Linked DNA regions of Homo sapiens: regions 2 and 3 are each linked to region 1. Evidence: chromatin loops called from intact Hi-C (ENCODE). Cell type or tissue: Calu3. All regions are shown on one strand.

What was found. A loop is a pair of places that touch in the nucleus more often than their neighbours do. Peaks named below come from ENCODE experiments on the same cell type or tissue, not always from the same donor. Only the 100,000 strongest peaks of a DNase experiment are listed, where the experiment ranks them.
Region 2: a loop joins it to region 1, with 4 times the contacts of the local background. A loop is called at or near these places in 23 of 110 quality-filtered maps.
Region 3: a loop joins it to region 1, with 5 times the contacts of the local background. A loop is called at or near these places in 13 of 110 quality-filtered maps.

Annotation. Positions count from the first base shown.
Region 1 is chr1:12,473,801-12,481,800 of GRCh38, reverse strand. All of the region lies in intron 67 of VPS13D (vacuolar protein sorting 13 homolog D), which reads right to left. Among named protein-coding and RNA genes, the nearest start is that of SNORA59A, 29 kb to the left of the region's middle. RefSeq lists enhancers at 89-607, 2,340-3,196, 3,197-4,054 and silencers at 3,413-3,707, 7,613-7,907. In Calu3, no CTCF peak of the experiment used is centred here; DNase peaks (open chromatin) are centred at 730, 3,470 and 6,045.
Region 2 is chr1:12,592,434-12,600,433 of GRCh38, reverse strand. All of the region lies in intron 1 of DHRS3 (dehydrogenase/reductase 3), which reads left to right. Among named protein-coding and RNA genes, the nearest start is that of MIR6730, 17 kb to the right of the region's middle. RefSeq lists an enhancer at 7,153-7,652. In Calu3, no CTCF peak of the experiment used is centred here; DNase peaks (open chromatin) are centred at 2,443, 3,873, 4,433 and 5,053.
Region 3 is chr1:12,536,708-12,544,707 of GRCh38, reverse strand. No RefSeq gene overlaps it. Among named protein-coding and RNA genes, the nearest start is that of LINC02766, 15 kb to the right of the region's middle. RefSeq lists enhancers at 2,851-3,145, 3,708-4,356. In Calu3, no CTCF peak of the experiment used is centred here; DNase peaks (open chromatin) are centred at 2,967, 4,307 and 4,607.

The sequences.
Region 1 (8,000 bases):
TCCCCAGCTGCAGAGTCACTAGAGTGAAGGGGTTTACAGACTGTCCTTTCTGATTCTCATCAGGGTGAACTACAGCCTAGAAGACAAGCTGGTTCAGAGACCAAATCAACTTTGCTTTGAAATGTTCTCCTTTCCCCATCCCCCTTGAAAGCAGAATTAATGATCCAGGTGGTGGGAAATCAAAAAATAAAAGAGAAGGACTTGGGGTCACCTCAGGTGCATTTCTGTGCCTTCATAAAAATCAGATACACCCCTTGGGTCAGAGTTGACACCAAACCTTCAGAGCACTTGTCCTTCTAGGAAACAAGAACCAACAACACTGAATCCATTTGAACTCCTGGACTGTAGGTCTTGCCTCTACAAGCCTGGAAATCGATATATATAAAATGTGTTAGAACTTGGTGGAAGCCAGTGGGGAAAGAGGCTAGGCCCTTTCAGGTCAGGGAAGGGGTTGGGCACGGAGGGGAAAGACCCATCTGGTGACAGCTACGGCTCACACTACACTATGTGCCTTTTCTACTTGGCCCCGTTGGGTACTGGGATGCAGACTTGCAAGCAGGACAAACTGATCAGCAGCAGGCCCTGGGCCCCTGCCTGGGCCTCCCCGTGCCTCTGGGAAAAGCAGGTGCAGCCAGGAGTCGGCCAATGCAGAGGCAACAGCACCACTTCCTGTCATGCTTCTCTGAGCAACACAAAGCCTGTGCTCTAGACTTTCCTCCAACTGAGGGTTTGTTTCTCCCTCTGGACCTGGGGGCAAAAGGCAGACAGAGAGGGCAGGTGCCTGTGTCTTCCAAAGACCAAGTTCCTTGGGGTGGAGAGAAGCAAGCAGGCCTAGGGCAAACTTGAAGTTGACAAAGGAGAGTGAGTCACACAGAAGGCAGGAAATGAGTCTTCAGTTACTGCTCTTCATTGCTCCCTTTCCAAAGGATTGCTCAGATCCAAGAAGCTGAGACCAGACTTCCTTCTGCATGTTACATAAAGCACTGGGAACCTTCTAGTTAGTGCCCTCTTTGTCTTGAGATTTTTGCAGATAAGAATTTCCATAAATCCCAGTTAGTCAATCATCTGGCTACCTCATGGCATTTTTAGGTATGGTTAAACAGAACCAGAAAATTTCAAAAGAGCAGCAGAATTCCTTTATACAATTTAACCTTAAATACATGATGAGGAGAACCCTCAAACAGGTACTCCATTAAAAGTCAGCCAGTACCAACGTTTGCTGAACTTCAGGATTAGCAATCATGTAATGGAGTCCAGATCGTAAGTTAGCTCCATCCTGGGACTCACTACCAGAGCCAATTTCTAGGTTTTTAAAGCACTTTGACCATGGAATCATAACACAATCCAACAATCTCTGGGTTGGCCAGCCATTTAGTCTCTTCTCCTACCTCTAGAAAGCTTCTGTCCAGGATCCGTGGCACCCAAACAGAAGCTCTCCCTGGCCTCCAAAAGGAGATGGCTATGACATACTGAGCACATGCACCTGGGACAGTCTACTGCGGAGGCTTCTTGTACTGTGTACCAGCTGGAGTTCCCAGGTTACCGCCTGGTGAAGATGGTCTTGGCAGCATGGCAGAGCAAAGATGGGTTGCAGCAGAGAAGTGTCACTGCTATTCTGTGACAAACTGGCACACTGTGAACTTGGAAGGCTGCAGTAGTTCATTATTTCAGGAGTGGAATGGGGTACACAGGGATGGACCAGGGACAGCACAGCTCCTGGGCACAAAGCTTAGTGACCTGCTTCTCTAGGCACTGGCACTAAAAGGCCAGGGTCTCTCCATGCTCAGGCCCACTGCTGTTTGGCCCAAAGAGGCCCTTGAACATGAGCCCTTCCAAGCTTCCCAGCTATAGTATATCCCTCACACTGTCTCTGTGTTAAGCTGGTGGGCTGAGGGAATTCAATACATACCCTTCATTCGCATTGTGGGGTCCAAATTTTATAGTACCTCCTCTCCAAGTGAACCAGGGTCTTTGCACAAATCTTCTGGGCTATAGGCAGATATTAAGCTCCTACCCTTCATATCCAAGAATCGAAAGGAAGTAGACCTAACACTTGGTCAGATGCTTTGGATTGAAATCATGAGGTCTTTCGATGTGAGGGACCGAGAGATGGCCCAGAAGCAGCACAGAGATTAGGAGCATGTACTCTGTGTTCAGTTGGCCAGGGTCCACATTCTGGTTCCCTTCCTTACTACCTCTGAGATCTTAGACAAGTTACGTATCCCCTGTGTGCCTCAACTTTCCCATCTGTACAATGGGGAAAGTATAGCACCCACCTCATAGGGTGGTTGTGAAGACTGAATACTAATGACAGCGATACCATGCAAGCTAGTCAATGTTTTGGATCAATTTCTGCAGCACTGTCATCCCGAGCAGGTGTCTGCCTAAGAGGCATTGTCCATTGCAGACAAGCAGCAATCTGGAAGTGACAGACACAGATTTCTTCCTGGACACCATGGACAAAGCACAGGCAGGTCCCGAGTTTGGCCAAAGAACGTGACTGGCTGATGGACAGGACTAAACTACCCCTTCGCCCACTTTCTTCCTTTTGTCCTTTGAACACAGGCAGCCCTTTCTTTCTGACTATACTTATGCTAAATCCTTGTTTGTCTGCCCATTTCCTCAATGCAGTGCCCACTGTAAGAACCCAGGCCACTCCAGGCCTTGCTGTGACAATGTGCCTATTTCTACATGCCCTCCCTATTGAATGGACAGAGTTCCCATGGGGCCACCGGCCTCGGACAGTGAGAACTCTGGGCTCACAGGCCACTCCGTGGGGCGGCCTTCCACCTGCTCTGTTTTAGCACCTGGGCGTAGCTGTGGAAGGCCAGAAAGCAAGGCTATTAACAGCTTTCGAGGTGATGGGGAAGGAAAACGGCATCATCCCAAGCTTGACAAGAGCACTCCACGGCCGGCATCTGACCCACCTCTGCCACCGATGCGGCCTCCTTGGAGACAGGCAGGTTTCCTGTGGTGTCAGCCCTGTTTCCTCCAGCAACATTATACCACAAACAGAGAGCTACTCTGAAGAAAGCACTAAGGTGTCCCGTTTCTGGCCGGGGGGAGGGAGGCAGACTGCTTTGCTTCTCCAGAGAGAAACATCACCGTGCCTTGACCCTCTCTAGACAGCGTTTCTTCCTCTCCCCAGTCCTGAAAAGCTGTTTGAAGAAAAGAAACGTGCAGGCTTTCCTTTATGACCTCAGATGGGCAAGTTCTGAATGGCAGCTGGTTCTATTACATGCAGTGTGAGAGGGTTAAACAGGACAGCCTCGACTCTTTATAAACTTTTGCCCTGTGGATATGCACTCATTGGCGGCAGTACAAGACTCGAGCTGTATTACACGCCTTAATGATATGGTTCAACTGTCGGTCAGGCTTGGGCCTGGCATTGGGCCAGACCGCAATCAATGGGACACAGAACCTCCCCCTTTCAGATCATCACGAAGGCTCATATTATCTCCTTTTCGTCGTGCTGGTTAAATTTATGGAGCAGAACCCTGAAGCCGCATTCCTCGGCCTGGGCCGGCCCACGCGGCACTCCCTCCCTTTGTTCGGTACTGTAAGCCAGCCGTGCTTCGGAGGACTACAGGGTTGTTAGTTCAGGCACTGACTGTTTGCTCATGACTGAAGTGAAAAGAGTTCAGGGGAAGGGCAAAAGGACAGCCCAAGTGTAAAACCCCATCCCAGCAGGCCCTGGGCCCCTATATATAGGCCCCGAGCTGCTCCTGAATGTCACATTTCACTTTGTTCTCACAAAAGCAAAATCTTCAGTCTGATCCCTGACGAACCTTCCATAAAACAGCTGCTGAGTCCTCCTACAGTGCACCCCCACTTGAACTCCTGGATTTTCTGGGGTGCCATGGGAGGCAAGATTGCCCTTAATACAACCACACTAAAAAGGAGACAGATCTCTATAGCTATCTGCTAGTCCTTCCAGGTTCCACAGGAGATGGGAATGCCAACCCTGGTTACTAGCTGGTCTTATTTTTAATGTAGAAAAAAAAAATTTATTTTTCGGTCTTTGGCTATAAGGGAGGGATACGTGAGTGCTGTATGTGAATGCATGTGTGTGTGCACAGGAGGGAAGTGTTTATAGGGGATTTAGTCTTATGGAATCAAATAGGAGAAGGTCCCAAGCATTAGACCTGCCGAATCTATCCATGTGTTCTCATTAATGCTCTGATTAGCATCCAAAGTGTTAAACAAGCAGCTCACATGGGCAGGACTTCATTTTAGTTTTAGAGTTTAGCCCAAGAGGAGGGCTTTCCTGGAATGTTCTAGAGTGGCACATTTACAACTCACTACAGAGGACGCCACTGGAGGGCTGGAAAGGCAGGTCATCGCGGAGGTGAATCCAGGCTCTCCAAGTGATTAACTGTGAGTCTATGGTTTGTCACATCGAGCTGTTGTGTATTAGTGGGTCCACCTGTAAAATGAGGCTACTGGGTTGAATTTTGGAAGTCTGAAATGATTACTAGAACTCTTCTAACGAAGGCCCAAGCAAAATAGAGAAAGAAAGAGTAGGAGGAACATAGAGAAAAAATCCAAAACCAAAAACAAACCAAAGGTATAAGAGGAGCAGGTGGGAAAAATGGCCTCTGAGGGGTGAGCCACTGCTGACTTGATACGTGTTTTTCTGGTCAGTTTTGTCTTCACCCATCTTGATACTAAGAGTTGGGCCCAAGCTTGTTAAAAATAAAAACAGAAATCCCATACTAGCAACTACATGCCCACTGGCACTTTCCAATTCCGGGCAGAAGCAGACTTCTTTGATGGGGTTCAGTGAAGCCAGTGGTCTGTTTCAAATCAGACCCTAGTTCTATCTGCAGGTGAAAAGTCACGCTTCCTCCTTCGAAGTTAAGCTATGTATTTCTGAACAGAAACTGTAAATATACTCTCGGATTTTCCTCACAAGGTTTCCTTGTCTACTGTGTTTGGAGCTGGTAAGTGAATTTGCCATTCCGAATCTTAATTTAAAGCCCCTTTTGGTGGTGGAGGCAGGGTAGAGAGGAGGTGCCACGGATCACAGAAAACCATCTCTTGTTATATCCCTCTTGTCTATGCTTTTGTATACTATTTGTTCTGGTTTGTTTAAAATATAGTGTTATAGAGAACCACTTAAGCTGGGAAATAAAAGGCAACAAAGAGGTAGGCTAAATTTAGGAAATTTTCAAGAAAAATGTGTAATCCAGTCAATCTGTCTCCAGTTATTCATATACATGTTCAGGGTTCAATTAAGTCTTTAGTCATAATATGCCACATCTCCCAGGACAATCTACAAAGCACTTGCACTCACATGATCACGCAGGTTACATTAATACACGTAAATGAATCCAGTCTCCATTAGGCGTTGAGTGTGTAACACGAGGACTCCTGAAGGCCTACTTTGGCCCATCATGAGCCCAGATGCATCAGGAGTCTCTGATATATTAAAATTTGGAAAGCTGGACCTACCCCTGAGAATGAGACTTTAATATGGGCCAAGACAGACTGAGAACTTATAAACTCAATGCCCCTGCTTCCTGTTGACTTTTTCTATCTCAGGATCACTTTTATGACAATATTCCAGGAACATGCAATTCTAAGTAAATAAACTGGCCAAACTCTGAAAATGCAGGAACACAAGTTGCTTACAAATGAGATGTAGAAACCAGGACAAAGAGAGCTGCCATAGCAGACTCACTGGTGTGCACGCTTCTCTCTTGTACATTCTGTGGTTTGCCTGTTCCACGAGCTATGTGACACTGCTATTTACTCTAGCACTGTGGCCAAGGCTAAGAAGTACTCATCTAATATGGGTTTGGGAACTAAAAGGAAATATGTTTTGGAATTTACTTTTTCACACCCACACACCATTCTTGTACAAAATGCCTCTGTCAAGGTGTTTTTTTGTTTTTTGTTTTTTTTTTTTTAAACATTGATTTCTTGGCCATCAGCTAAAAGAAACTAAACATTCAAGTACCTCCACGATGACTGAGCATGCGGGAAGTGGTTTATTTACAACAGGTTCCCTGGACATTTTATTTGATGTATGCTGTCCTGACAGACTCCACCCATGTGATCAAGCCTGCTATGTATGTCTGGGGCCACTTTGTAGTTTTCCCAAAGGTGAAATCAGAGGGAGGGCTGAAGTGGTGACAAGGCCAAATTGGCTACAGACTCAATCCCTTGCGGGGATGAGATGTAACTCACTTAAATGGTGCTAAGTCCAGCTGGGGATTAGGCTAGGGCCACAACCTGCCAAAGAATACTTTAGGTACACTACAGCTGCAGATTAACCTAGTGCTTTTTTATTTTTAGAATCCATTATCGGGCTGCCATATATTCTGCATGGGCTTTTTCTTCATTCTAATATCCAGCTTCCTCCCTGATGGCAGAGCCAGCCCTAGGAAGGGAGCTTCCTCTGTGCCACTCCTCCAGGAAGTTACACAACTAGTTATTCACCTCAGCCATGCAGACATGACCAGGGCAAGGATGACCCTCTCCCCCTTTGTATGGGGGAGAATGACCTGAGATGGGGATATAAAGCTGTCTGCACAAGGTCACAAAGCACAGTAGCATCAGAGCTGGAGTCAGGGCTCTGCTCTTGTGATTTGCAATCCTGTTCTCTTGCCAAGGGGCCAAGCTGCTTCCAGTACCCAAAGGGAACATCCAATAGCTTATTTTGATCACAGAGAGTTGAGTCAAGAAGGAACTGATCCTATGCTGACAAACTGAATGAATGTGAACTGCTGCCACTTCCGCACAATACATCAGGACGAGGCTCCATGCTACTCTGTCAGCTCCACCACTGCCTTTGGGAAAAAGAATAAAATCCCATGAATCTCTCTAAAACTTAAAAAAAAAAAATCTGCATTAGTATATTGGGCTTTAATAGGGTTTTTAAAAAATCTGTCACTACAGTGCGTTGTACTTATCATATGTTCTAAGAAGAGCCCAAGTCGCAAATGAATTGCCTGTGGCCTGAATGCTATTCCCCCAAGAGCTACCTCCCTTGCCTAAAGGATACCCAGAATTTCCTAGGAGGCTCAAAAGGCAACAGTTAAATTTCGGGAATTAGGACAAATGGGAGGATGAAGTTTGAAATGAATTACAAAGGGAACATTTATAATCTAGAAAATGTTCATTTTCAAAGGCTCAAGGCATTACGATAATCCACAGTTATCGATCTTGTATTTTCATTATGCAGAAATCGTGAAATAAAAGGTGCATGATGAAAGCAGTGTTTGAAAGGGCCCATCAGACTTAGCTAGAAATGAAAGAAATAGTTTTTCCTCTTAAACGCTTAGCCCTGAACTTTTTTTTTTTTAACAGACCTAGGGGACCCCGACCTACATAATAATATTGTTGTGAGATTGTCCTGGTGGGAGTCAGACAGATCAGCCCTCGACAGTTCCAAGAGCCCCACTGAAAAGGAATCTGATTCTACAATTTAAAACCCTTAAATAATACTGAACAGTGGACTGTCATGCGTCTGGAAAATATAACCATTTTTGAAGAATGCTTTCCAAACCACGTAATGCTTTTAAAGCTGTTTATCAAAAGAGCTGGATGAGCCACGGTGGCCTGAAACAGTTTATCAGCTGTTACAGGGTCGCATGCCCCATCCTAATTTCCTTAAGCACTCCATCATTCTCGGTTGTCCTAGTCTCGGCAGACAACAGATGCCAATGTTTGGAGACATTTGCTACATAACTTTTACCCGACAAACCTGGCTCCAGGACAGATTTCCATGTCATGTGGGGCTTTTGGCTGAACTCTGCTCGAACCCAGAGGCATATCATTTACAGCAGACACTAACAATAGTTTGGGGTCACCTGCTCTTCACAAGTGGGTTCAGAGCAAGTTCGTGGCCTCTGCACACCTTTTCCAGTGCGGTTCCCACACACAAAGGCTCAGAGCCCAGGAGAGTCCCTCCACCCAGCAACTCAACCAGGTTTGGTGGCCTGAGTTCAACTGTTCATTTTGTGTGAAGAAAGAGAATGGGAAGGACAAAAGCC
Region 2 (8,000 bases), 120 kb before region 1:
GGCCTCTCCGGGCCACTTCCCTATGAGCACACAGCAGAGGAGACGGGGTCCTTAAGGGATGGCAAGACACAAGGTCAGTGTGGACTGGGCACATGGTGCCCTCCGAGGGCTCACACCTCCTCAGCCAGCAGATCCATGCCTTGGCTTTGGGGATATCTCCTGAGCCTTCAAGTCAGTGGAAATGTTTGTGTGATTGTGTGTGTGTGTGTGTACGTGTACACACACACACACACAGATGTGCGGTTCTTTCTTTCACAAGGAGCCAGTAAAGCATAGAGATTCAGATTTTGAGTTCAGGAGTCAACCACACCAAAGTTCATATGCTGGCTCTTCTATTCACTTGCCGTGTGACCTTGAGCAAGTTACTGGACCTCTCTGAGCCTACATGCCTTGGTAGGGTGGACCATGGCTGAAGGCAGCTGCAAGCACAGACGGGGGCTTCCAACCAGTCTTTGTTGTTAATAAAGTGCTACCCACGTGTTAAACAATTTACATGACAATCTGATTTACTCCTCAGAGCAACCCTATGACACAGTCACTGTTCCCAGTTTAAAGATGGAAATACTAGGGCTCAGAGACGTTAAATACTTGCCCAAGGTCACACAGCCCAGGTAGCCATGGGATTCGAATCCAGGCAGTCTGGCTTCTAGGAAAGGAAACCTGGCTGTGCCTAGGACTGGGGTCTAAGCTGAGGCGTTAAGGATGAGATGGAAGCAGCAGAAGGAAAATATCCCAGGCAGAGGGAAAGAGCAGAGCTAGAAAATAGGAGATGAGAGAGTTTGTTTCCTTTGGGAAAAAGACCCTGGCCTGGCCAGAACAAAAGTGTGAGCAGGGAGTGGAGAGAGATGGCCAGGGCCATACCTCATAGAGCCTGGTGGTTGTGGGGTGAAGTCTGGACATGATTGGGAGAGCACTAGGGAGCCACTGAAGGCTTTCTACAGGATGCACGACCAGCCCACATTACTGGAAGGTGACGGAAGCCTGATTTTCCACAGAATTCTCTGATGTTGGAGGGATGTGATGCTCTCTGAGGACCACGGAAAATCACTTTCTGTGGGGCTGGTGCTTGGGAAAATTCCCGCCTCAACTGGCCCTATGGGCCAAGGGCCTGGCTTTTCTCCCAGCATCCTGGTCTTTGCAGGGTGTGCTGGCCTGGCCATTTCCCATTGAATGTCCCGCTTCCTCTGAATCCCCTGGCCCTCTGGGCCCAGAGCCACAGCCTGATAGCATGAGACCAGTCAGCCGGAAGGGTTAACTCCAAGGCAGTTGACCTTCGTCCTAGCAGAGATTAAACCGATTCCTAATTAATAGCCTGTAGGATAGCTACCTTGGCACAGCTTGCAAGTAATTTAAGGCTTGTCCTTAGAGGCTGGTCCATAAATTACGTTTAATTAGCTGAAGGTCTCCCTGGGACACATCAGCCTGGTGTGTGATTGAGCCTACCAGCTCAGTGACCTCTGAATTTCATGTTGGAGTATGAGGGAGATGCTGAGATACTCCAGTAAAATGTTTATTTCCTTTTCCAAAACAAGAGCTGAATTCTTTCTTCTGCTAGCAGCTCTGAGGGGTACCGCCAACCGGTTTGGGGGTCTCTGCTCAGCTAGTTCCTGGCTTTGCTCTTGACTAATTACTTATACTTCCAGGGTCTCAGTGCCTTGTCTCTAAAAAGAAGCCGAGTTCAAGTCTACAGACCCTTATCTGAAACCCTTAAGGCTAGCTGTGTCTCATAGGTCTGATGTTTTGGACTTTAGAAATGCAATCCAGCAGATAGGCCATATACCTAGTGATGCCCACAGCAAGGTCTAGGGCAGCCACCCGTAATCACAGTGATAGTTACCACAGTGGGATAAAGAGACCAGAACTAGCCTCATGATGGTTCCAATTAGGGCTTGCTCTAAACGCGTGTGTCAAAAATAAATGTAGGATTTTAGAGCTTTTTGGATTCTAGAACGGAGGATAAGGGGCCGTAAACCTCACTGTTGAACTCAGAGAAGCTCCTAAATAAATGCTAATTATGATGAGTACTGTTGTTATTTTTTTTTGTTTTATTTTACTTGCCGAGACAGAGTCTCACTCCATCACTCAGGCTGGAGTGCATTGGTGCGATCTCAGGTTATTGCAGCCTCAACCTCCCAGGCTCACGTGATCCTCCCCAGTGGCCGGGACTACAGGCGCGCACCACCATGCCTGGCTAACTTTTGTATTTTTAGTGGAGACAGGCTTTCACCATGTTGCCCAGGTTACCTGTTGTTATTATTCCTCTTTCCCCTACAGCTCATACGCTGCCATGTCCACTGCCCCTGCACATGTAGAGACTGGATGTGCGGGCAACTTTTAGTTTGGCAGGTGTCACCTGTCTGCTGGGGATGTGTGATACGTTCTTCCTGGAGTGGCTCTGCCGGAGCTGTGTTTGTGTTTCCTGCTGCCTGGGGGAGCGTGGAAGGCTTGTGACTTGGCACGAGGTCCCACTGGGTGTTCCTGTTGGGCACCCTCTGTGCGATGGCTGGGGCTGGCTTCCTGGGTGTGACCCAGGGATTCTCACTGGCCCTGCTCTCAGAAGCGCCCTACACTTGGTTTGAGGCTCGGCTGTCACCATCTTGCAATTCTTTACAATTTTTGAACCAGGGACCCTGCGAATGATGTGGCTGGTCCTAACGACAGCCATAGCACACAGGTTGTCAACTTCATTCCTCCCAAGTTCCCCTCAAAGGGAAGTTACTAATGTTTCACAGAAGAGGCAAAACTATTTCATTCATTCATTCACACAGTCACTGGGCACCCAATTACCAAGCCAGGCCTGGAAATTCCTTGGACAGCCTACATTCTAGAGAGTGTGTGTGTTTGAGAATGGGAGAAATAGACAAAAACCAAGCAAACAAATAACCACCATCACTTCAGATAGTGACCAAGTGCTGCAAAGACAAGAAAGCAGAGGGATGTGAGGCAGAAGGATGTTAAAGATTAAATTCAGTGAAGGAGAAGCTGGAATCAGGGCTGGAGTTCAGCTGTGCCTTGTTGCACTCCATGAGTACTCGCTAAAGATCTGGGGTCATTTCAGGCCGGGCGCCATGGCTCACGCCTGTAATCCCAACACTTTGGAAGGCTGAGGTGGGTGGACCAGTTGAGGTCAGGAGTTCGAGACCAGCCTGGCCAAGATGGTGAAACCCTGTCTCTACTAAAAATACAAAAATTAGCCAGGTGCGGTGGTGGGCGCCTGTAATCCCAGGCACTCGAGAGGCTGAGGCAGGAGAATCGCTTGAACCCGGGAGGCGGAGGTTGCAGTGAGCCGAGATCGCGCCACTGCACTCCAGCCTGGGTGACAGAGTGAGACTCCGTCTAGGGCGGGGGGAGATCTGGGGTCATTTCTAGGTTCCCCACCCCCCACAAGGCAGGGTGATCATTAGTTAATGAGGTCCAAGTAGGGGAGTCAATGGGGGTCTCCTTGAGCCAGGGGGGACTATTCATCCCCAAAGACCTCGTCACCCCGGCTTCTCACAATAAACCCAGAGGCTCAGTTTGGGGGGGCAGTGGGTGAGGAGAAGGGCAGCCTTGGTTTCTCTGAGGGTCTCCAAGTTCTCCCCGTGCCAGGCCCCCTGCACCTGAGGCTTCTGACCGGCCCTGCGGTTTGGTGAGCATTTTCTTGCACTTTTGACCTTCCCCACACCAGCACAGGGAGGCCAGTTTCAGTTTTCCCCACTTCCCCAGATGGAGATGGTGAAGCTCAGAGATGCCAAGTGACTCATCCAAAAGTCACACAGCAAATCAACTCCAGAGCAGATTCCTTGAGGCCCCAACCAGGCTGCTTTTCATTCCAAAGGGCAGTGCAGGCTCTCAGCTCTGAGCGCTGGCTGCCAAGTTAGTGCGGTCCAGGGCTGCTCTGGGAGCTCCGCGGGATAAACAGGCCCCCTGCTTCGGAAGGGAGGGGCGGTGCGCGGCCAACGGGACACTTTTATACCTCTTTATACCTGGAAGCCATCCCTGCAACCCCCCAACCAGGCTTTGCAAGGGAGAAGTAATGAGCTTCCCAGAAAGCCCAGAGCAAAGGCAGGCACCTCCCCAATCTCTTCCCACGAAAACCCGAAGCTGACCCCGGAGGCCCAGCCCTCGGGTTTAGAGGCTTCTCGGGGAAGCGGAGACAGAGACCCTAGAGGAGAGGCTGCCCCCGGAGGGGTGGGAGCTGCCAGCCCCCAGGGGTGCTCGAGGGGAGCGAGGCCGCTCCAGGGAGGTGGGTGCCCGCCAGAGGGGCGGCGAGGGCTGCCGGGACGGTTCACGCAGCGGCCAGCAGACTGGCTGCGTGTTGCAATGTCTGGTGGCGTTTGCAGCATCCTGTCCGTGTGTGCAGCTGGGGTAACCTCGGGCCGGCGGAGGAGCGCGTGTGGCTCGTAGGCCCTGCGGCCGGAGGCTGCTGGCACCTTGCATCTCATTTACAGCTCCGGGTTCAGCCACAGGTCAGCGGCGCCCGTGACATCACGGCGTCTGTTTACCGACGGGTCTGGGCAAGAGCGGACGGTCCCGGGGCGGGAGGGGGACCCCAGCAGCGCCCCGGCCCCCAGCCCGGCTCCCCTCCTCACCCCCTCCGCCCAGCCCCTCCTCGTCTGCACCTGAGACCTCAACCCAGCCCCCTTCTGCAGCCACCTACCCTGTCCCCTCCCCAGCTGCACCCGGGATCCCAACCCAGCTCCTCTCCACAGCCCCCAGCCTGTCCCATCGCCCCCCATCTGCACCCTGACCGCACCTCGGCCTTCCTTCGCCGCCCGGCCCAGGACCCCAACCTGTTTCCCCGCTTTCCCCGCAAAGCCCTCCCTATCTGCTCCCGGGACACCACCTGGCCCCCTCCTCACCCGCTCCACCCAGTCGCCCTCCAGTCTGCACCCAGGACCCCAGCCTCGCCCCGCCCCCTCCCCATCTATCTCCCGCCCCTTCCCATCCCCTTTCCACCCCTTTCCCATCCGCCGCTTGGGATCCCAGCCCGATCCCCACCCGGCACTGCAGCCCCGCCCAGCCCCTCCCGGGACCCCCGCGGCCCCGCCCCGCGCCCGCCCCTGGGCCCACTTTCAGAAAGACTTCCTGGAGCCTCCTGCCCGACCCGCTGAGGCTTGGCGGCTCCTCCTGCCACCCCCTCACGCCATCATGTGAGCCAGGCTGGCCTCCCGGCCGCGCACCGAGCCGGCTGCAGCTCGTTAGCTGTCAGGGCCAGGGTTGGGACGGCCCGGGCACTTTGTTATTGGAAACTGGGCTCACCCCCGCTGCGCTAGGTGGGTCCCAGGCGCTGGGGCAGCCTCTTCCCCCGGAGCTGCCTTTGCCACCTGGAACTGCTTTCTCGCTCACCGCCTCCCCTCCCCTCCCTCTGCGTAAACCAATTGTTCTGGAAGCTGAAGGGACCTGGGATTCTCTTCCTGCACACCTGGGGCTTGCCAGAGCCAACCCTCCTGGAGAGGGAGGCGCTGGGGCTCAGGGAACGGCAACCTCATTCTTCCATTTTCTCAGGCCAAACGCTCTGGTGTCCTCTGGGAAGCTCACTTTCTCCAGCACCCAGCTCTGCAACCGTCCAGAATCCCTCTTCTCCCATCACCTAAGCATCCCAGCCCAGCCCCTTCCAGCTTCATGTCAGAGGCTGTCTTTTTTCTCCTTACAACCTCCCAATCTACCCCATCTCAGAAAAGAATTCAAAGTCCTGCTGTGGCTGGTGTCTCCCGCTTGCTCTTCCACACTGGTCTCCGTGCTGGGGAAGCTCATTCCCACCCCAGGGCCTTTGCACCAACTGTTCCCTCCACCAGGGATGCTCTTCCTCCACGCGTCTGTATCGCTCCCTCCTTCACTTCCCTCAGGTCTCTTCCAAAATGTTACTTTAACCAAGAGGACTTCCCTGCACCTTTCCCCCACCATCTGAATACCACTCCCACCCCATAATCACTCCCTCCAACCCCCTACAAAGCTATGTGTTCCTCCCATGCACATCTAGCACTTTCTAGTGGCTAGAAAACTACTTACTATACAGTCATTCGTTCACGTGAACAAGTGTTCATGCTCATTGTCCCCGGACTTACACACAAGCAAACTCCGCAAGTGAGATAAATGTATTCCCCGCTGGATCCCAGGGCCTCCAAAGTGCCTGGTGCACACAATTCCACAAATAGTCCTTGAATGAATGAATGAGGCAGGACAGGGTTGTTAAAAGAGCTTCCCTTTGGAGTCCGAGCCTTGCTTTGAAACTTCTAGTAGTGCAGCCTGCATGAGTTACTTAGACTGTCCAAATTTGAATCCCACCCCGGTGGACAGTAATCTGGAGATGTGTGCTGTGAGGGAAGGGTGGTCTGTAGATGCTGGCTCCTCCCTCCTCTCCTTGGCACCCCCACCCCAAGGTCACCCAGCACTTTCCAGCAAGAGGTCCAGTGGGGGAAAAGGGCAAAGGTTGTGAGGTGTCAGCCATGAACTCTAGCCTGAGTTTCTCTGCCTCCGTGTTTTGCCAAGTGCGGCCCTGGGCAGTCAGATGGAGGTGGAGCCCCTGGCCAGTCTTGTAGGCTGGGGATGTTTGTGAAAAGAAACATCAGCCCGTGGGTTTCTGGCTGGGAGTGAGCAGTGTTCTGCCTGCCCAGAGTCAGCTTTTGTGATCGTTTCCCTGGAGAGTTTTCTGAGTGGTCCCAGAACCAAAAAGTTTCGCAAGAATCACACCCAGGGATGAGGTGGAGACTGCCCAGTTGTCACGTACTGGCTCTTGGCAGGGCGTGGTTTTAGCATTTGAAGGAGTGTCCTCAGGAACACTAGGTGCTCATCACAGGGGGAGACATGCCTGTCTCAGCAACTGGGAAGGAGGAAATCAAAGAAGGGTAGATTTGTAAATCAAATCAGAGCTGGTGTTTGTGGGGTTGGGGCATTTTACATGAAGACCTCTTGGGTAAAGAGACACTTGAGCAGAACCTGTGAGAAGGTGGCCAGGTGTGGTACCTCACTCCTGTAATCCCAGCACTTTGGGAGACTGAGGCAGGAGGATCACTTGAAGCCAGGAGTTCAAGACCAGCCTGGGCAACAATGTGATACCCCCGTCTCTACAAATAATAATAATCATAATAATTTTTTAAAAAGAAAAGAGGGTGCCCTACAAGGAGAGGGATACTTGGGAAAAGAGAACAGAGAGCAGCCAGTACAAAGGCCCTAAGGTAGAGGGGGCCAGTGCTTCTGCAGGGCCGAGACCTAGGAGGGAGTAGCTGAGACGAGGGATGGGGCAGACCAGGAAGGGCCTGCGATCCCAGTAAACACTAGATTCCAGTCTGTGAGATGGGCAGCCATCAGTAGTCATAAGCAGGGTGATGTGGTCTGACACATTCTAGAAGGATCTCTGGCTGTTGTGTTGAGAACAGACTGAGGCAGGGGCCCTGGGGCAAAGGTAGCAGCCAAGTGACCTTTTGGGACCAGGTGAGGGGTCCACTTGTGCTCCAGGTGAAGGGCGCTGAGGCAGGGCCCCAAGGCGCCGTGGAGGTGGCGAGAAGTGGTGAGAAGCCTCTGGATTTCAGAGGTCAGGCTGACAGGGTGCGTGGTGGAGTGGGCATACAGTGAGAGAAAACACTTAATGTGGGACAGTGAAGAGCCTTCGGAGGTTAAAAAGAGCTTGGCATCTGAAAACAGGGAGTGGTGTGGAGGGGAAGCAGCCTCCGTCACTTCCCAGCCTCGGGAGCCTGGGGCTGGGCCTCGCTTGGCCTCCTCTATTGAATGAGGATAATGGAGCCCATTTGTGTTAGTTTCCTGTCAATGGCACAACAAATGACCACCAGCTGTGTGGCCCAAAACACCAAAGCTGCTCTCACATTTCTGGGTACCAGAAGTCCAAACTCCAGGTGTCAGCAGGGCCCCACTCCCTCCCGGGCTCTAGGGAAGGATCCTTCCTTGTCTCTTTCAGCTCCTGGTGGCTCTTGGCAGCTCCTGGCATCGCGTGGCTTGTGGCCGCCTCACTGCCGTCTCTGCTTCCATCTTCACGCGGCCTTCCTCTCCTCTGTGTATGTCTT
Region 3 (8,000 bases), 63 kb before region 1:
GCCCTTTGCATCTCATAAACCTTTTCCTTGGGATGAATTCCAATAGAGAATTACTGGGATGGAAACATCGTTTTATGACTTTCTTTCTCTGGGTGTGAGTTAATTTCTAAGTACGACAGCAATTTGCAATACCTTCAACAGCAGAGTGAGTACCTGAATTTCTCTGCATGCTTCAGAATCCTGGGTGTGACCTTGAGAACACTTTTCTTTTCCTGGTGCAGTGGCTCATGCCTGTAATACCTGCACTTTGGGAGGCTGAGGCAGGAGGATCACTTGAGCCCAGGAGTTTAAGACAAGTCTGGTCAACATAGGGAGATAGGGAGGCCCTTTTTCTACCAAAAAAAAATTAAAATTAGCCGGGCATGGTGGCACATGCGGGCAGTTCCACCCGTGGTCCCACTGAGATGGGCAGATTGCACTAAGCCATGATCACACCACTGGACTCCAATCTGGGTGCCAGAGCGAGACCTTGTCTCAAAGAAAAAAACCTTGTTTTAAATTCATTTTGTAAATATAAAATAGCCTCTTAATACTGCCTTAGTTTCCCCCTCTTTGATGATGAGTGAGGACAATCACGTGAACTCAGAGCACGTGAGCTTGCCATGTTAATTAACCTCTGAGCCCCAACCGGGTCAGATATAAACTGGGAATGCTGCCATTTCCAGCTGGTAAGTTTTTCTTTTTGTCCAATTCAACCAATCATTTGATCTTGATTTGTTTATTTATAGGAGCTTTAGATACATGCGGTACTTTCAGAATAGCAAAATCAAAACATGGTCTTTGCCCCAAGAACTTACGACCTATTTCCATATTGCCAGTGTGTCTCAGAACTACCCTAAATGAGTCTTAGGAGTAGTTTGAATGTCCAATAGTAATTACGTCATCTGCGGAACCCAGACGCCTCAGAAATAAATTAATTTCATCCCAGACGTAGTTATCAGGGTTGTGGCTATGTAAACAGTTTTCATCATTTCATACCTGAATGAATGAATTATATTCTGCAGAAAACTGGTTGGTTGGAGAGATTTAATTAAGACAGGAATGCAGGAATTTTCTTGGGACAAACAAAAGGATTATAGAACTTTGTAAATAATATACAAAAAAATTAGAAACGTACATTTGTTGGTTGGATTTTCTTTCTTTCTTTCTTTCTTTCTTCTTTCTTTCTTTCTTCTTTCTTTTTCTTTTTTCTTTCTTTCTTTTTTTTTTTTTTGACAGGATCTCTGTCGCCCAGGCTGAAGTGTGGTGGCATTATCCTGGATGGCTCACTGCAGCCTCGACCTCCTGGACTCAAATGATCCTCCCACCTCAGCCTCCCCAGTAGCCGGAACCACTGGTGAGTGCCACCATCCCTAGCCAATTATTTTATCTGTAGAGATGAGATCTCGCTATGCTGCTCAGGCTTCTCTTGAACTCTTGGGCTCGAGTAATTCTCCCACCTTGGCCTCCCAAAGTGCTGGTATTATAGGTGGGAGCCACTGTGCTTGGCCATTTGGTTGGATTTTCTTGCTATACTCCCTGTGCTAATGAAGTGAGATGTAAAACTTACTTCAGTGTCTAATACAGATAAGCATTCAATGAATGCTGACTGCCCAACTCTAGTTTCTTCATATGTAAGTGATTCTTTCACGTCCTCTGTTTGTCTACATTAAACTCAATGTTTTTCTTGTTTATTTTAATGAATTCTTTATATATTGTAGCCACTCTTTTGCTTCCTGTTTCCTGACATTTTACTTTGTCCACAAAATTTAGAACATTGGAAACATTTCCTGTCCTGGGTTACATTAGAGTCACACTCCTGCTATTCTATGCTCTACCCCCAACCCCCCCACCGCCCCCCGCCACCAACTCTCTAAGACTCAGTGGGCTGAAATGAGAGCCAGGAGGTTTACCAGTTGGAGCAATTTAGTTGATTTTGTCCTGGGCTCAGGCAGCTTTCCCTGATGTCATTTGTTCCCTGGGGATTTGGCTCACTGAAGCACACAGGATAATTCTTCTGGAATGAAAGGACTTAGAATCTCCTCATTCAGAGGGTCTCTTGCCTCAAATTCTATTCTGGGTCCGTTTTCTTATTTTATGGTGGTAATTGTTATTGTTCTTGCTTTTTTTCCTTTTGCAGCAAACTCACTCATTATCAAATATCCAACAAGAGTGTTCTAGGTGCAAGACTTTGAATTTTGGGGACACAATGGTGAACAAAACAGACATGTCCCTGCCCAAGCGGAGTTCACAGCAGAGTTCCTGGGAGATGCACACTGGCCAATGCCATCCAGTCCACAAGTGCTCATCAGGCACCTGCCGTGTGCCAGGCTGTCTTCTGGGCCTGGGGACAGACACGTGAGCAGAGATGGTCCCTACCATCTCTGCATCGGGAGCTTATCATCAACACAAATCCACGAAACATGACATTTAACATGCGCAAAGCTGCAAAGGAAGGGCTGGCAGAGCCACGTGGACTACGGTACAGGGAGGGACTTATTCTGACCAGGGGTCTGCCAGGAGGGGTGTCAGTCACGGAAGGCTTCCCTGAGGAAGCGACCTGTGTCATGAGCTCTGATGGCTGACTTAGAATTAACCGGGCAAATGGGGACAAGACTTTTTGACACAAAGGGAATAATAGATGCAAAGCACTTGGGGTGGGAGGAAACAGTTTTAAGGGCCCACTCAGGGCTGGATCCAGGGTGGGGCACCGGGATTCTTGGGGCCAAAAGGCTGGGTTTCTCCTCGTCTGGTGAATCAGAGTTTGGGGGAAGCCTCTACTGGTTTAGCCCACCCTCAGAGCCCTGATCCACCAGCTGGGCAGCTCAGCTCATCTTTTGTCTGGTGGTGGGGAAAGGCTGTTGGAGGCGCTGAGGGGCAGAAGCCTGTTTTTGGAGGGCCCGTGGCAGAGAGTGAGGGAGGGCCACGTGGAGCCCCACGGTCACCCTGCTACTTTCTCTGACCTCAGCTGCGGCTTGGCCTCCCGCCCTTTGGGAGTTCACAGGGAGGTGAAATCTGCAAGCGGAGGCTGGTTTCTTCCCCTCCTGGGAGGACTGAGCTATCCAGACAAGGCCCGGGAAGGCCCCTTCCTCCCCTTCCAGGGCTCTCTGGGATCTGATGAGCCATTTGTCCAGCTCTGTCTTCTCCCCTCCCCAGCTCTGGGGACAGAGCAGCTGGGACTGCAAAGACTGTCCTGTTCCTGATGTAGGTCCCCACACCTGGAGACCCAGGGGCTGAGGCCGGCCCCCTGCACCTCCTCCAAGCTGCTGAGCTCAACTGCACTCTGTGGCCCCAGGAAGGCATGGGAAAGGCTGCCCCCCTGGAGCACTTCATGGCTGTCGAGGCGCACGTTGCAAATCAGGCTCTGGCCCTTTGCCTCTGCGAGCACTGGGGGCTGTCACTTACGACCCTGTCCTTACAGGGAAATTCCAGCCCACAGCTCAGGGCCTTGGGAGCAGCCGCATAGACTTCGGAGCCAGGCAGCTCTGGGTTGGCGTCCCTGACCTGTCTCACTCTCTGCAGGACACTGGGCACATTTACGTCTCTGAGCTTCAGTTTCTCCATGTGTAAAAAGGGGTCTACCCCTAAGCTGCAGCGCTGTGGTACTTATGGTGGCAGCTGGTGACAATTCCTGACAGCGGGAGTTGGGGGGTTCTTTACCACCAGTGGCTCCTCTCAGAGTCATTCAACCCAGGCAGGGGCACTGGGGAGATGGTCAGTACCGCCCAGGTAAACCGAGGCCTCACGTGTAGGAGCCTGCTTTCTGGAAGGGAGGCTCTGCCAGCAAGTCTCATTTCATCCTCAAAAGAACCCAGGGATGTAGTTATAAGCAGGATTCGCCTCTGACAGATGAGGAGAGGTTCAGAGAGGTTGACAAACTCACTCAAGGTTGCACAGCAAGTAAAAGGCCCAGCTGGGATCCTTCAGGGATTGCTGGACCAGGGAGCCCCTCCTCTGCACCGTCAGGAAGGGTCCAGTGCTGGGCCCTGAAGCCAGGAGCCCGAGAGGACGTTCTCAGCACCAGCTCCGCCTGCAAGCCCAGGATTTCCCACCCCCATGCACCGCACCCAGGACCCCAGGACAGTGCCCCTCCCCGCACACTGGGCTCTGGCCTCAGCCTGCCTCTGGGAACTTGGCGTTGGAGTTGGGGGAGGGTGGAGGGAAAGGCAGCCTTCGGAGCTGTCCCTGGGAGGGGAGCCGTTTGGCGTGAGGGCCGGGCCAGGCCGGCCTCCTTTGTTGCAGGCTGACAGGACGGTGCGGCCACCACACACTTCAGCTGCCAACTCGCCGCGGTCACTCAATCCATCACCGAGGGCGGGGGCTCCCGGCCCTGCTGGCTCCTGGCCGCTCGGCCTGCGATGTTGTTTTAGTCTGACTCGGGCTGTGAGATAAACGGGGCATGAACCGGTCCCCTGGCAGGGGGTCAGCCCCTTCTGCCCTCATTAAAGTGCCAATCAAGAAGAGGAATGGAGACGCTGAGTGAGCTCAGCCCTCTCGGCCAAGGGGGCAGGAGCCGGTCCCCCCACCACGGATGCCTGGAGAATTCCATCCATCCAAGGCCTGCGGGCGTCTGGTTGCAACACACCCAAGCAGCCGGCCCTTGGTGTTCCGTTCCTTCCCAAGCCTGCGTATGTGAGCAGCGGGTGGGGTGGGTACTTGCGACTTTGAATTTCCAGCTCCCCCAACTGGAAGGGAAATTCAAAGCAGCAAGTACCCACCCACCTCCTGCTCACACGGGCAGGCTCGGCTTGCTGTTGTGGCAACGTCACAAACCACCCCAAAACTTTATGGCTTAAAACAATTATCTCCAGGCATGGTGACTCATGTCTGTAAAACTAGCACTTTGAGAGACCAAAGTGGGAGGATTGCTTGAGGTCAGGAGTTCGAGACCAGCCTGGCCAACATAGTGAGATCCCACCTCTATCAAAAAATATAAAAATTAGCTGGATTAATGGGGCACACCTGTAGTCCCAGCCACTCAGGAGGCTGAGGCAGGAAGATCACTTGAGTCCAGGAGTTCAAGGCTGCACTGAGTCACTTGCACTCTAGCCTGGGCCACAGAGCAAGACCCTCTCTCAAAAAACCAAACCAAACCAACCAAACAAAAAAACACCCAGCCATTTGATGATCTTGTTTGAACCTGAGGGTGGACAGGGCTCAGCTAGGTGAATCATCTGCTCCATCATCTGCTGGGGTGGTGGCTGGAGGGGCTGTTTGCTGGGGCTCTTCTGGGCTGAAGGGTTCAACATGGCTCAGGCATGTGGCATCTTTGTGGGGACACCCAGAAGGCTGGGACACCTGGTTCACGAGGATGGCTGTGCCTGTCTCTCTGTCCCTGTGGAGTCTCGGGGCCTCTCTCCCTGTCTTACATGGCCTCTCCATGTGGTCTGTCCTGCAGGGTAGCCAGACTATTCAGTGACTTGGGGCTCCCAAAAGCACATGAGTGAAGGTGCTAGGCCTTCATAAGGTTTTGGCCTGGAACATGGCACAGAGGAACGTCTGCCCCATCCTAAAGCAAGTCAGGAACCAGCTCTCTTTTCTCCTGGGCACTCTGCCTGGAGGGCAAGTGGATCAGCAGCCTCTTGGGGTGTGGGGTGAGGTGGCTGGAATTCTCTCTCTCTCTCTATATATATATGTATACACACACACACACACACACACACACACACACACACACTCCACAATTCTTCAACTCTCTGGAAGAACCCCTCAAAGTCTATAACAAGGCATTCGCAAAAACATAATTAATAGTATGCTTTCATATTAATTTTACATATTAAATAAAAATAATAATTGGACCGGGTGCAGTGACTCACACCTGTAATTCCAGCACTTTGTGAGGCCAAGGCAGGGAGATCACTTGAGGATCTGCCAGGAGTTCAAGACCAGCCTGGGCAACATGGCAAAACCCTGTCTCTACAAAAAATTAGCCAGGCATGGTGACGTGTGCCTGTAGTCCCAGCTACTCGGGAAGCTGAGGTGGGAAGATCACTTGAGCACAGGAAGCAGAGGTTGCAATGAGCTGAGATTGCACCACTGCACTCCAGACTGGGAGACAGACTGAGACTGTCTCAATAATAATAGTAATAATAATAATAATTGTTACCATTGCTTAAGAACTTATGCCAAGCATTGTTCTAAGCAATTATAGCTTATTTAATTCCCCTGATAGCCCTGTAGGGATGATATAACTATTACCCTTGCTTTACATGTGTCTAAGATAAGTGGCTAAACTGTAATAGACTCCCAAACATTTAGTAACTCAAACACAATAGAGGTTTTTATCTTGCTCTCTTAAGGAAAGATCAGCATTCCTGGTGGGCAAGCAGCCCTCCTCCCTTTAGTGTCCCATAGATCCAGGCTCCATCCATCCTGTGACCCCCACCCCTCACCTCTGGTCCCCAGTAGTGCATAGATCACTCTGGCAGCTACATGAAGACTGGGCCATGGATGGTGTGTGCAGCTGTGGGCAAGCAGAGGGGTTTGGGATATTCACCATTTGCCTTCTAAATTTACTCTCCCTTTGTTCACCCTGCTCTCTGCCCTGGGAGGCTGCCCTCTGTGGACTATATCAGTGGGCTCCCCAACCCTCCAGCTTCCAGTTAGGCTCAGCCAGTGGGAGACAGAGCAGGAGATCAGAGGGCAAGAGGAGAGGGGAGGGTATTGATTTCCCTGGCTCTCTGTCTCCACTAGGCTGTAGTTTGGAAGTAGCTGACTTTTTCTACCAAAGGCTATGGCTCCTATCAGGGGGCCGGCAGCTTTGACTCTCACCCATCTTAGGGATGGTAAGAGGATACGTCACCGTCTCTTGTTGGTACCCCTGATCCCACCCGCAGCTTGTAATCAGCCCGTCTGCTAACCTCTCTGCAATCTCTGTATCTGTCAGAGGATACAGCTCATCTACATTCTGCAGTGGTCTCAGCTGGCACAGGAGGCAAGGGAGGAAGCAAGGAACCATTGAGAATGCTACAGTAATAATCCAGGAGGGAGATGATGGTGGGGTAGCTTTCCAAGGTCGGGCCAACAGGATTTTCTGATGGATTGGATATGGGGTTCGAATAAAAGAGAAGTTTCCAGGATGATTCCAAAATGGTTGGCTTGAGCAACTGGGAAAATGGAGTTATTTATTAAGATGGGTAAGACCAAAGGAGAGGCAGGCTTGGTCAGTTTTGGACATGTTAAGTAAGGCATGCTTTTTAGGCTTCTAAATGGAGACATTGAGAGGCAGATGGAGCTCTGAGTTTGAATTTCAGGGCAGAAATTCAGGCGGGAGATAAGACTATGAGACCTGCCCATATACAGATGATATTTAAAGCCATAGGACTCAGAGAGATAACCAAGGAGAGTTTGGCTGAAGAAAGGAAGAGGACTTACAGTGAATGCTGCGGCTCTCCAACATTTGGAGGCCAGGAAGATGAGAACAAAGAATAACGAGTGAAGTAGGAGGAAAATGAAGGAATTGGGTATTCTGGAAACAAAGTAAAAAAAAAAAAACTTTCAAGAAGGAGAGAGTGGCTGGGCACGGTGGCTCACGCCTGTAATCCCAGCACTTTGGGAGGCCAAGGTGGGCAGATCACGAGGCCAGGAGATCGAGACCATCCTGGCTAACATGGTGAAAACCCAACTCTACTAAAAGTACAAAAAATTAGCCGGGCGTGGTGGCACGCACCTGTGGTTCCAGCTACTCAGGAGGCTGAGGCAGGAGAATCACCTGAACCCAGGAGGCAGAGGTTGCAGTGAGCCAAGATTGTGCCACTGCACTCCAGCCTGGGTGACAGAATGAGACTCCATCTCAAAAAAAAAAAAAAAAAGAAGGAGAGAGAGTGCTCAATCATGACAAATACAGCTTTTATTCAGATTAGATAAGGCCTTATCATGAAGATTAGAGTTTGAAATATGAATGTCATTGATTATCTGGAAAGGGTGAGGTTGTGGGGATGAAAGCTTAATTGGCAAGGGCTCAGAGAAAAGGAGAAATTTCTGGTTCTATCCATGGCAGAGTAGTTGGTACTGGACAAATC